Linked DNA regions of Homo sapiens: region 2 is linked to region 1. Evidence: chromatin loops called from intact Hi-C (ENCODE). Cell type or tissue: dorsolateral prefrontal cortex. All regions are shown on one strand. Each heading gives the region's core, and the rest is flanking DNA. Links, peaks and the distances in the headings are about the cores only. Region 1 overlaps ANKS1B (ankyrin repeat and sterile alpha motif domain containing 1B). Region 2 holds the start of LOC101928937 (a long non-coding RNA gene).

Region 1 (5,389 bases), core at 291-5,290:
AAAACCAAAAACAAAAAACAACTGGGGTCTTTCTTTTCTAACCATATCTAGACATTGGTGAAAATAGTCCTTATTAAAGATAATAATAGCTATGGAGATAAATCATCCAAGTGTTGCATTTATGTGTGAGAGTATGTATGTAGAACAGATTTAGCAAATAATTTTTAAAGCTTTCAATAAATACTTTAAGTGACTTATATGGACACTTTAAATGCACATTCATTAATGGATTCTTGATTGAATAAAAAATTAACTCCTGAAAATATTTCCTAAATAAAGTACATCTATGCATGGATGCACTATGATGTTTCAACCAACATTAATTATACCCTTTTGATTTCTACTGTCTTGTTCAAAAACACTAATAAGACATGCACTACATCATAGTTAATAGGAGTGTGGTGCTTGTTGCTTAGGCAACAGGAGGAATAAATGCAGGTCAGAATGTGCTTCAAGAAAAACAAAAGCTAGAATATGATACTGAGTGGAGACTAAGCAAGTCTAACAGATTTTTCACCACATTAAAGAAATATGTTTCTTAGAGCAAGCCAATCATATTCATGTGTTTAACTAAGTTTGCAATTACATAAATTAGATTATGTAGATCAATAAATAATTTTTATAAAGGTAGAAATTAATCGCTTATGATACTAGTAGCAAATAAATGGTGTATAACAGCATGTAAAGCACTAATTGATTATACCACTTCATGATTTGCTTCATTTTCATAATTAATTAACTCCTCTAAATGGCAATTCAAAGTTTTTTTAAAAGATAATTCTGTCTCATGAAGAAAGTATTTGATTGGCCCATCTAAGTTAATAATATTTTCTTATTTTCTAGAAAATTATACCAAATACTTTGAATTAAACAAGTAAAGAATATAATCTATGATTAGACCTTGGTTACATCATGTATATCCAGGATTTTGCCTTCCATATAAATTTTGAAGTGCTTATACATGATTCATTCATGAATAATTTTTACGATCTCTCTTTGAATGCTTATTTGAAACCTGTTTGATTAACCTTTCAGTTCGAGGCTTTCAAAAAGGTATTATATTTGCTCATAAGTGTTTAACATTCAGAGGAAAAATAAGCTGAATTAAAGTCTTTCAGCTTGGCCAAATGATCCAGGAAATCCAAAGACCTAACTTCTCATGGGACCAGAATAAATTTGGACAAGGGTTTCAGGGTTGGGAATGAGAAACCCTTATTTCAAGTAGACATAGGGAGAAATAATTAAGATATTGAAATGTACAGTAAACATAAATAATAAAAAAAGACTTCAATTCTGTTTGATAGTTCTTCTAATTCTTAATGCCATCTGTTTAGTGTCCTAAGTCTGTCCTAAATCTGCCCAGTGTTCTAAGACTTTCATAGCAATTGAAGAACTTTCACTTTTTTCCATTTCAATACCCAAATATCTTGTCTATATAACCAGTGACAGTACTTGATAAACACAAGAAAAATAACAGTAGCTGCATATATCAGTATAAAAAAACCAACAAATCACTCATAAAGCATTCTGTGCATGCAATTACTTAGAGCTCATATATCTTACTATATTTATGTCTTTTTTATTTTTAAAAACTCTTGGGCATACATACTTTTGGAGAAGGAGCAGAAGTTGAATAATGTTAATAATCTTCAAATCTATAATATTCAAGTCAACCTCAGAGAAAAATAATCTAAGATAGAAATTAAAAAATCTAATCAGCTGTCACTATTGTGTTATCATTTCTGGTACTAGTAAGCTGCAGGTGTCAGCCCTATTACTGTATTTAGGCAGGGCTATTACTTATTTCCACAAGTCATTTGTGTGTTACATGCCTGTGTTATGTAGGTCTCTCTAAACTTAGGGATCAGTGATATGTGTGATGGGTACTTAAAAGCAAGGAAAGGTAATAGAGCTGTGACGTAGCTTAACAAGGGGAACTGATGAGCACTGGGGGAGGTATGGGAATGATTAGAAAGCTGAATTGTCGGTTTGCACAGTTCCCCATCCTCCTTCCTCACCTATATGCAAAACGGTGGAAAGTTAGCACATGCCAGGTTTAGATTGCATGTAGACCAGAATTCAGAAGTACATGACTATACTTACTCCACCAACCTTTCTTTCTAAATATTGACAGCTAAATGACCAAAGTGTTTATTTTCCACCTAAAGTAATAAACAATACTTCATCGCTCTTCAATCAGCAAGTGGAAGTAAACGCTCTCCATAATTGACCATCTGAAGCAGTTTGCTAATGAACTGAAGGTTGTCCACATGATTTAAACTGCTTATTGAACAATTATCAGGAAAAGAAATGATCTTCACACCATAAACACAACAAATTGTCTCATTAACCACTAAATGCTGATGCTCAAGTGAAATAATATAAGAATCAAGAATTAGCTGAAGAGTGATATAATCCGAGTATTCTAAGATTACAAATTTATTTAAAAAATCATACCAAGAATGACAGGGAGAATATCAATATTAATCTTCTTTCACTGCCTATAAATAGCACTCTCACCAGTTCATTCATATAACACATATGTATATGGATACATACAGATCTCATTTTTTAGCAAGAGTCTATATGTACACAGCAAGTTCAGTCCTAAGGGCATCCAATTTTCCAATGCAGTTACATATATAAATCTGACCAGTTTTGGTGCAAATCAGGCTGCCTCTGAGCCATGTAAGACACATAAGAAGCAAAGACAGACAAAAGGCAGCTCCGTGGACACAGAGAGCTTCTTACCATAAACTGCACATTGTCAAATCCATTAGCCATCAGGTGGTTCTCGTACTGAGGTAGCCCAATGCTTTCCAACCATTGTCCCACTGTTTGGACAGGGCATCTGGGTCCTGTAAGAGGATGAAGAGGGAAGCGTTTAAGCAGGGAGTAGCCGTCCACGGGGTAATAGCGGTAGTCCTGGGCTGAGAGGTGGCATTGCCACATCATGCCCCTGGGAAAGTTGCTATCAAAGGAGCCCGCCAGCTTGACAGATTAATGTTCTCAGCGAGAGAGCAAAGTCAGAAGTAAAACATAGTTTGCCAGGCAGGCTGTGGAGTATGACTTGATCCTAGCTCCACATTTCTTACATATTAATCTTTACTACCGACCAGTACGTCATACAGCCCCCAAAACCAGGCAGCAGAAGAAGGCATATCAAGCTGTCAGCTTGGGCTGGTCTGCGTTCTATGTGATTGTTGGAGTACTCCACAATGAGCAATGCACGGCCGGCAGCCAGAATTCTTTTTTATCAAGTACTCCTACACTCATCAGTATGCAGCTCCATGCTCCTTGCTCCCCCTCGCTCGCTCCCCTTCATTACCCAGCCCAGGCTACACCTCGCATTTTCAATAATAGCCATCAGATAAGGCAGATTTTTTTTGTCTGCAAGCTGTAAGCCTGCTGCTGCTGCTTCCTCCTACACACCCATCCAAGCGTCAATCTTGAATGATGAGAGCAGTCAAAACAAATGCAGAAAATAGCAAGATTCAAAAGCAAACCAAAGTGCTTAAATCTGAATTGAATCTTCATACTGGTTATACGTTACAGAGCTATTTGTTGTGGAATTTTACGTTTCAAAAGACACCAGGAAATGCGAAGCTTGAACTATAGCTTATAACAGAGCTCACGACAGGTTCCCTTTCTCCTTTTCCTTTCTTTCCTGTCTTTTCTTCTTCCTTTTTAAATGGAGCACAGATAAACGTTTCTGATCTGAAGCTTTGCAGTGTTTGGAGAATAATTATTCTGTTTCTTTACCATGCTATAGCAAAATAAGCCTCTCCGAGATATATATTTTTTTCTTTTTTGAAATACTGCAAAATACAGAAACTGCATCGCAATCTTGAAGTCAAGATAATTTATTTCTTGTTTGCATGGTTTCTTCCAAACAAAAGTATTATTAGGCACAAGAAATCCTTTTTCCCCTCTGATATTTATAACCCAATCTACCAGGGTTACCATTCTAAATTAGCTATAAAGGTAACATTAACTGGATAGATTTTTTTTTTAATAAAGAAGATGAGCCCTAACCCAAAATAATTCAAGAATAACAGATGTAAATGTGTGAGTTTTACTGAATGGCAGATAGACTGAGTAATTTATTTAATAATTGGGAGAAACCAGGGATTAAGAATAGAACCCACAGGACTAGATCATCAGAAGAAACAGACTCTTAAGATTGGGAGAGAACTTGCAGAAAGGTTAGTCTAACCTTCTTCCTAACGTAGGCATCCCTGGCTAAAATGTTCCTAGAGGAATATCTTCCAACTTCTACTTGAATACTGCCTGTAACAGAGCTCTTACTACTTCTCACGAAGCCTCAATTTATTAGAAAGATATTTCACTTCCTACCTTGCTTCTACTCACTGCTCCAGCTCTGCCTTCGGAGAAGCACAGATTGAGAACAGTGCCTCTTCCACATAAAGAGCTTTAAAATTTAAAGATAACTCTCTCATCCCCCCAGAGCAGCCGCCTGGCACATAGTAAGTGCCTAATACAAATTTATTGAATAAATGAAACATCGCTTTTCTTTTTTCCTCAAACCTCATCTTTCTCTGTTTCCTTTCTCTTTTTAAGGGCATTGTCAACTTTCCTGGCACACAGACATTAAACCTCAAAACATCTTCTACTCCTCTTTCACTACTGAAATCAGTCCCCAAATTCTATCATCCCTCTTCCCAGTGTGATCCATTCCCTTGATTCTATTTCCTGTTTTAAGTTTACAGAACTGCCACCTACATTGATTTTGTTCTCATAGTTCAGGCCCACCTAGCCTAGTGAAACAACGACTTCTATATTGATCTTTCTACCTCTAATATTTAAAAAATCAATTTTATGCATGGTGTCAGAATAATCCCTTTAAGACACAGTTTTGATTACTACTCCCTGTCTCAAAACCCTTCTGTGGTTTTCTGTTGTCTTCAAAATCAACTCCCAACTCCTCTGATGACATTTTGGGGTCTTCATGATTGACTGCAGTTCATCTAACTTTATTTCCACTTTTCCACTGCCCCAGACAGGCAGGATTACTTGCTGGTCTCTAAAGGCAGCCCATAATGGGCTTTGGTTGGTTTTATTATGTCCCCACATTTCTGTCCATTTGTTGGCTTTGAATCAGTTGCTATTTCCATTATGAAACCTCTTCTAATCTTCTCTACCACGAATAAATCTCTTTCTTCTCTGTCTTAAATGGCATTTTTAGACCCTCTATTGTAACAGATATTTTCTGCCTTCAATTTTAGTTGTTTGTGTCTGACTTATTTTTTGAAAGCAGGCAATATGCTTTGCTAATATTTCACATAGTAAAGATTCAGTACATACCTGCTAAACAAAATAATGTAATTTCATGATCCAAAGTACAAAAAATTCTATTTTCAAATTTAAA
Region 2 (5,389 bases), core at 246-5,245, 62 kb before region 1:
GAAGTTTCTTTGACCACGGGGAGAATATCTTAGGTACTGAACTTCTTCAGCTGTGATAAACTGTTAGGATGCCCAAATAGAATGAAAAGCAGTGTTTTGTATTTAATTATTCATTAGAAGTAAAACAGCTATTTACCAAAAACATCTCAAAAATATCTGTACTGATGGCTCTGTCTCTCCAAACTCTGCATTTAAAATTTCTTGTAGTTTTTTAAACTTAATACGATATCTTATTCATTTAGCAAGCTTTCCTTCATATTATATATTGTAGAAAATGTTAGGAAAATATATTTAAGGACCACAGGGAACTGGCTTATTCTTAATATAAACTTGAGTTGGATAATGTTATTTATTCTCTTCCTTCATCCAGTCCAAGACTAAAAAAATCAAGATGATACTGTTGATTGGGGAAACTTGTTTTTGCTCTATAATTAGCTAAATTAGATTCTTCTCCACAATTTATGTGACCTTAAATATTTAAAATAGAATCACTGTATAATAGAATGACAGCAAGATCTTACAAACTTACACATAGAAAAACATGTACTTTAGTTTGCTTTTAATATTTAGCCTTTTATAACATAAATAGCATGGTAGCATGAAACTGTACATAATTTTCTTGGAATAACAATGCTACCTCTCTGCTTCTATAAAAGCTTTGAGTCAATTTGATATCAATTTACAAGTAAACCCAATGCATGTCTTCTCTGCATGATTATGATAATGGTTATTGTGCTAAATACCAGATTTATTATTCCTCTGTCAGTGTTGGAACAAAGCTTTATTTAGCTTATCATATAGAAACACGGGTGACTATAACTGATCAGATAATGGATGATGTGCTTCTTCCAACTTTAACTTCCTCTCTCACATTAATGAAATGGCAGTGGAAGAAAATTCTATAGTACACTAAAAAATCCCTCTACCCTAATCCTCCATTTAAACATATTCTGTCTACCGCAATAAAATTTCTTGCATACAACTTAAGTAAATTTTCATGTTTTTAGCTTATGAAGAAAGCTTTCTGGATTCTTCAGACTATGTGGACTATTGATTCAAAAAATATTACATCACTGACCAATAAGACATCATCTTATATGTGCAAGCTGTGTATTTTAATAAATTATATCTTAAGGTTAAGATATAGTTTAGCATTATATATTTAACAGCTACCATGATTACAATGAATTTTCTGTCACCGATTTTTTCCTCTTTATTTTTGAAACCCAATTCCCCTTTGAAACATCTGTTGTCAAGCTACAGAGAAAGAGAAGGAATTTAAGTAACCAGGTATTTATTTGTTAAAGTATCGAGCAGGATTTGGTGATATCATAAATTATAAATGTAATTCACTTGAGATGTGTTCATGTAGGTTTTAGAATTATGTGTATTTGTAAAAGAGTGCAAAATAATTTATACAGTAATTTGTACTGCCTTTGGTCAAAAATTTTATAGCTATGAGAGAAGGAGCCTATTCTTCATTTTTAAGGATGCTAACCCAGAGCTCCTTCAAGTAAGAAGAAAAGTTGATGTGAACAAAACTTTTTTGTATGCTCTTACTTCTCTCCAGATGCATATATCTGTATAAATATAAAGCTGATGAATACCTACTGTCTTCCTTCAACTTTCACACTGATAGCAGTTGGTGTTCATTAGTGTAAAGTAAATAGCACACTTACTGTGTCAGGCACTGTTCTAAATACCTTCCATATATTACTTTATTTAATTCTCACAATAACTCCTATGAGGTAGGTAGCTTGTTCCCATAGCTGATAGGAGACTTTCTCAAGACTTACCCTATACTACCTCTAGCAGGAATCATGCAGGAGATAAAAGGTTGAGTTAAAAAAACATGGTTAGATCCACACCATTTATATTTTTACTTCAGAGTCATCTGAAATTCACATTTGAAAGCGAGTGTTCCAATGCATTTATGTTTGATTTCACAGTACCGAAGCAACAATGAACCCTCTCTATGGAAGAGAACTTGGAGAGCTGTCTGGCCTAATCTTCCCTGCTTTGCTCCAGTCCTTTCTGTTCACTGAATCCTGGAATCAGGCTTGGCAGGGACCTGGGGGGTTTCTAGTTTCTAGTCTAAACGTTCCCTAACTACCCACAAAGCTTCAACTTCTCTTTTGAAGTGTGGTGTCTCACTGGGTTGACACCATCCCCAGAGAGGTAGGGAGGATATTAAATGCTTTAAATGGTCTTTCCCAGCAGCTGAGTCTGAGCAGGGGGTGCGGCTGGGGTTGGGGTGGCACCTCTGTCCTACTCTTTTAGCTCCCACTGTGGTACAGACCAAGTGTTGCAGGAGAGCTATCTGAAGAAGAACGTGCCAGAAGCGGAGATGAAAGGAAAACAGTTAGCAGCTGTCCTGTGTCCTTTTGTAATCACAAGCTGTGAAGCTGAAAAAAAAAAAAAAAAAAAACTTCCTTGGGTAGGCTGTACATAATCTTGGCAGATATCTGAGTGTTGTTCTTCTGTCTAATATGCTGAACGTTTCCCAGTGCCTCACAAGAGAAAAGTGAGACAGGGTTAGGTGAGTTTGGACACCTTGCTCCGAACAGGCAGGGAACATGGCGCCCTTGTACGTTCATCAAGCTCTTGCAAATGCCCTGTCACTGTAGATGCTGATGCAGAGCTCCAAAAGGAAGGGCTCCTCTGCAGGAGAAGCAAAAAGAATTTGCTCCTGGGTATTCCCAACACAGCCACATATAATGACGCAGAAAGAAGTACCTAAAAAGATTACCAGCCATTACATTCACTGTGTAGCAGGTACTTCACCCACCTTATTTATAAACCTTACAGCACTCTTGTAACATAGGTGGTATTATTTTCATCTTATAGAGGAGGAAACTGAGTCTCAGAGATGTGACACTATGGAGTCAAGTTCACAAGATAAGTATAGGATGGATCTGGGATCTGTGTTTTATTTGGTCAGACTCTGATGCTGATGCTTCCTTCACTACATAAAAAGAACCAAATGTTTAGTAGGGGACATTTTCTGGATGGAGATTCCGGTCCATAGATATGTAACGTTACCAAGAAGTTACTCCCATGACCCTATTTTCACACACACAAGCTTACATCTATATTTACAGACCATAGGGAGTGACTGCCAGAGTTTCTCCAACACATTGAATTTCACATAAATTATTTATCTTCTGAAAGGTCAACTGGTTAGTTCTCCTTCTAAACTACCTTAGTGTATTCCAGAACCAAACATGTTAATCAAAGTGACCCAAGGTGTTTGTGGCTAAAGCACTAACTAACTTGCCATGTTTCCTGCTGTGAGGCAGGAAGTATCAGCATGGCATTAGGTTGTTGTGAGAGATTCAGCTCTTCTGCAGTGCCTTGTCAAACGACCTGACTGGTCAACTGGGAAAATGAAGTTCTCAGGGCCAACATCGTATTTGGGTGTTTTTCTTTTAGGTCTGTATCAAAGCCAGATTTAAGAAGGAGGGTGTCTACAAATGAACGAAAGCAGAGGATGTCTGGGGACAAGCTAAGGACATTTGTGTCCCACACTGCATGTATTCTGAATCCAGAGAAAAGAGAGTGAGTTGCAGTCTCCTGAGAAGGCTATCCAGGCTAAGGAGCCTGTGATGGTGAAGGTGGATAATTTAGCCCTCTGAGAAGTGTAGACCTGTCAAAAAGGAGATTCGTTAATTCTTCAAAGATATGGTTGTCTTCAAAGAACAGACATCCCCAGATTTAAGGATGATGGGGTCTCTTGACACTGAGAACTACATTCAGAAATAGCCAAACAAGAGGAAAGGAGCAAAGAGGAAGAGAAAGGGAGGGAGGAAATGAGAGGAAGTGTTTATTCTTAAGGGTGAAGGTAGTGGTGAAGGGAGTAGAATTTCCTGATAAAATACAGAAATTCAAATTTAAGTGGCATCATGTATTTTTATTCACTTAATCTGGCTGCCTTAGACAGGAGGTCACTGAAATCTGGAAATGAGCTGGCAGAGTCCAGTCCAGAGCTACCACTGAGGCAGGCATTGTCATTCATTCATGTAGTCAGCATTTGTTTGTTCAATAAATATTTTTTGAGCATTTATTATGTGCCAGGCACTGGGCTGTGGTTGTGAGATACAATGAGATCAGGACAGACAAGGTCCCTCTACCTTTAGAATTTACAGTCTAGTGGAGAAAAAGGGAAACAGTGGAATAAAAAAATAGATAAATAATTATTTAGCAAAGTTTTACTATATACCAAGTATTTACTGTATTAGTAGGGACTATTAAGCACTTTGTCTTGTTTGTTGTTCATGATAAATTCTGATGTTAGTATATACAATTATTATCCTTATTTACAGATAATAGACTAAGAATTGAAGGCACAGAAAAGCTGATAATTAGTCTAAGGTCACACAGGTAGTAAAACTGACATAAAGGGAATCAATGGAGTTCTAAAATAAAAAATAAACAAATAAATAACAACGGAGATCTATGTTAGAAAGACTGGTGAGGAAAGTCTCTCTGAGAAAGTGACATGTAATTAAGACCTGAGGGGATTAGAAGGAGCAGCCTAACTGTGAGAAGAGCTGTTACAAGGACATTCCAGGCAGAAATAACAGCAGGTGCAAAGGCACTGAGGTGAGGAAAAAGGTGAGGCATGTTTTAGGAACAAACAGAAGCCTACTAAGAATAAAATTTAGTGACTGAGGGGGACGAAGACCTGGGAAAGAAACGCAGGAAATAAGACAATACAGAGACTTGCAGACTCTGATAAGGACTTTGATTGTATTCCAAGTGCAATGGGAAACATTGAAGGAAATATACTAATTTGCATCTTCAAATATACTCTGGATTCGGTGTGGAGAATGGATGGAGAAATTGGGAGGTATGGAAGTTGAGCTCGACAATCAAAATTGAAATAACAGCCTAGAAACATAAATAATCTAAAGGAAATGTGATGAAATATGACCTTTTGGGAGACTATGGGAATGGGTCTCACTGGGGGGGGGGTCAAGTCTCCAAGCCAAATGCATCTTTTATTTGAATCAAAGAGAAAAGCCATATGACAAGGATGAAATCAGAATAGTCTTTGATAAAGGTTCTATGTGGATACAACTATGAATAAAGATTTAGCAGTACCTACGAAAATGAAAATGTTCAGACTCCATGGACCCAGCAATTCTGTTTCTTGGTCGTGGCAGACATTGCTGGGAGGCTGAGTCCTTTCCCTCTCACTACCTCCCACTGCAGAGGCTGGATAAGCTAAAGTTCTCAGCTTCCCTTTAAAGCAATGGTTGAACATGTGACAGAAGTTGTCATTGGGGAACTTCTGGAAAAGCTTTTGCTTTCCTAATGAAAAGGGAAAAATTCACCTGCTACCCTTCTGTGCCCATAAGAAAGGACTCTCCTCAGGATGAGTGGCTAA

Evidence for each region. A loop is a pair of places that touch in the nucleus more often than their neighbours do. Peaks named below come from ENCODE experiments on the same cell type or tissue, not always from the same donor. Only the 100,000 strongest peaks of a DNase experiment are listed, where the experiment ranks them.
Region 2: a loop joins it to region 1, with 4 times the contacts of the local background. A loop is called at or near these places in 1 of 110 quality-filtered maps.

What each region holds. Positions count from the first base shown.
Region 1 is chr12:99,151,538-99,156,926 of GRCh38, forward strand. ANKS1B (ankyrin repeat and sterile alpha motif domain containing 1B) reads right to left here. Exons shown (of 27, transcript NM_001352186.2): 15 at 2,752-2,858. Among named protein-coding and RNA genes, the nearest start is that of GARIN6, 490 kb to the right of the region's middle. RefSeq lists an enhancer at 3,084-3,583. In dorsolateral prefrontal cortex, for the core only: no CTCF peak of the experiment used is centred there; a DNase peak (open chromatin) is centred at 3,284; H3K4me3 peaks cover 4,240 bases; H3K27ac peaks cover 4,097 bases.
Region 2 is chr12:99,090,063-99,095,451 of GRCh38, forward strand. The region is part of intron 15 of ANKS1B (ankyrin repeat and sterile alpha motif domain containing 1B); the gene reads right to left. LOC101928937 (a long non-coding RNA gene) reads left to right here and starts at 3,297. Exons shown (of 5, transcript NR_110095.1): 1 at 3,297-3,558. In dorsolateral prefrontal cortex, for the core only: no CTCF peak of the experiment used is centred there; no DNase peak of the experiment used is centred there; H3K27ac peaks cover 2,936 bases.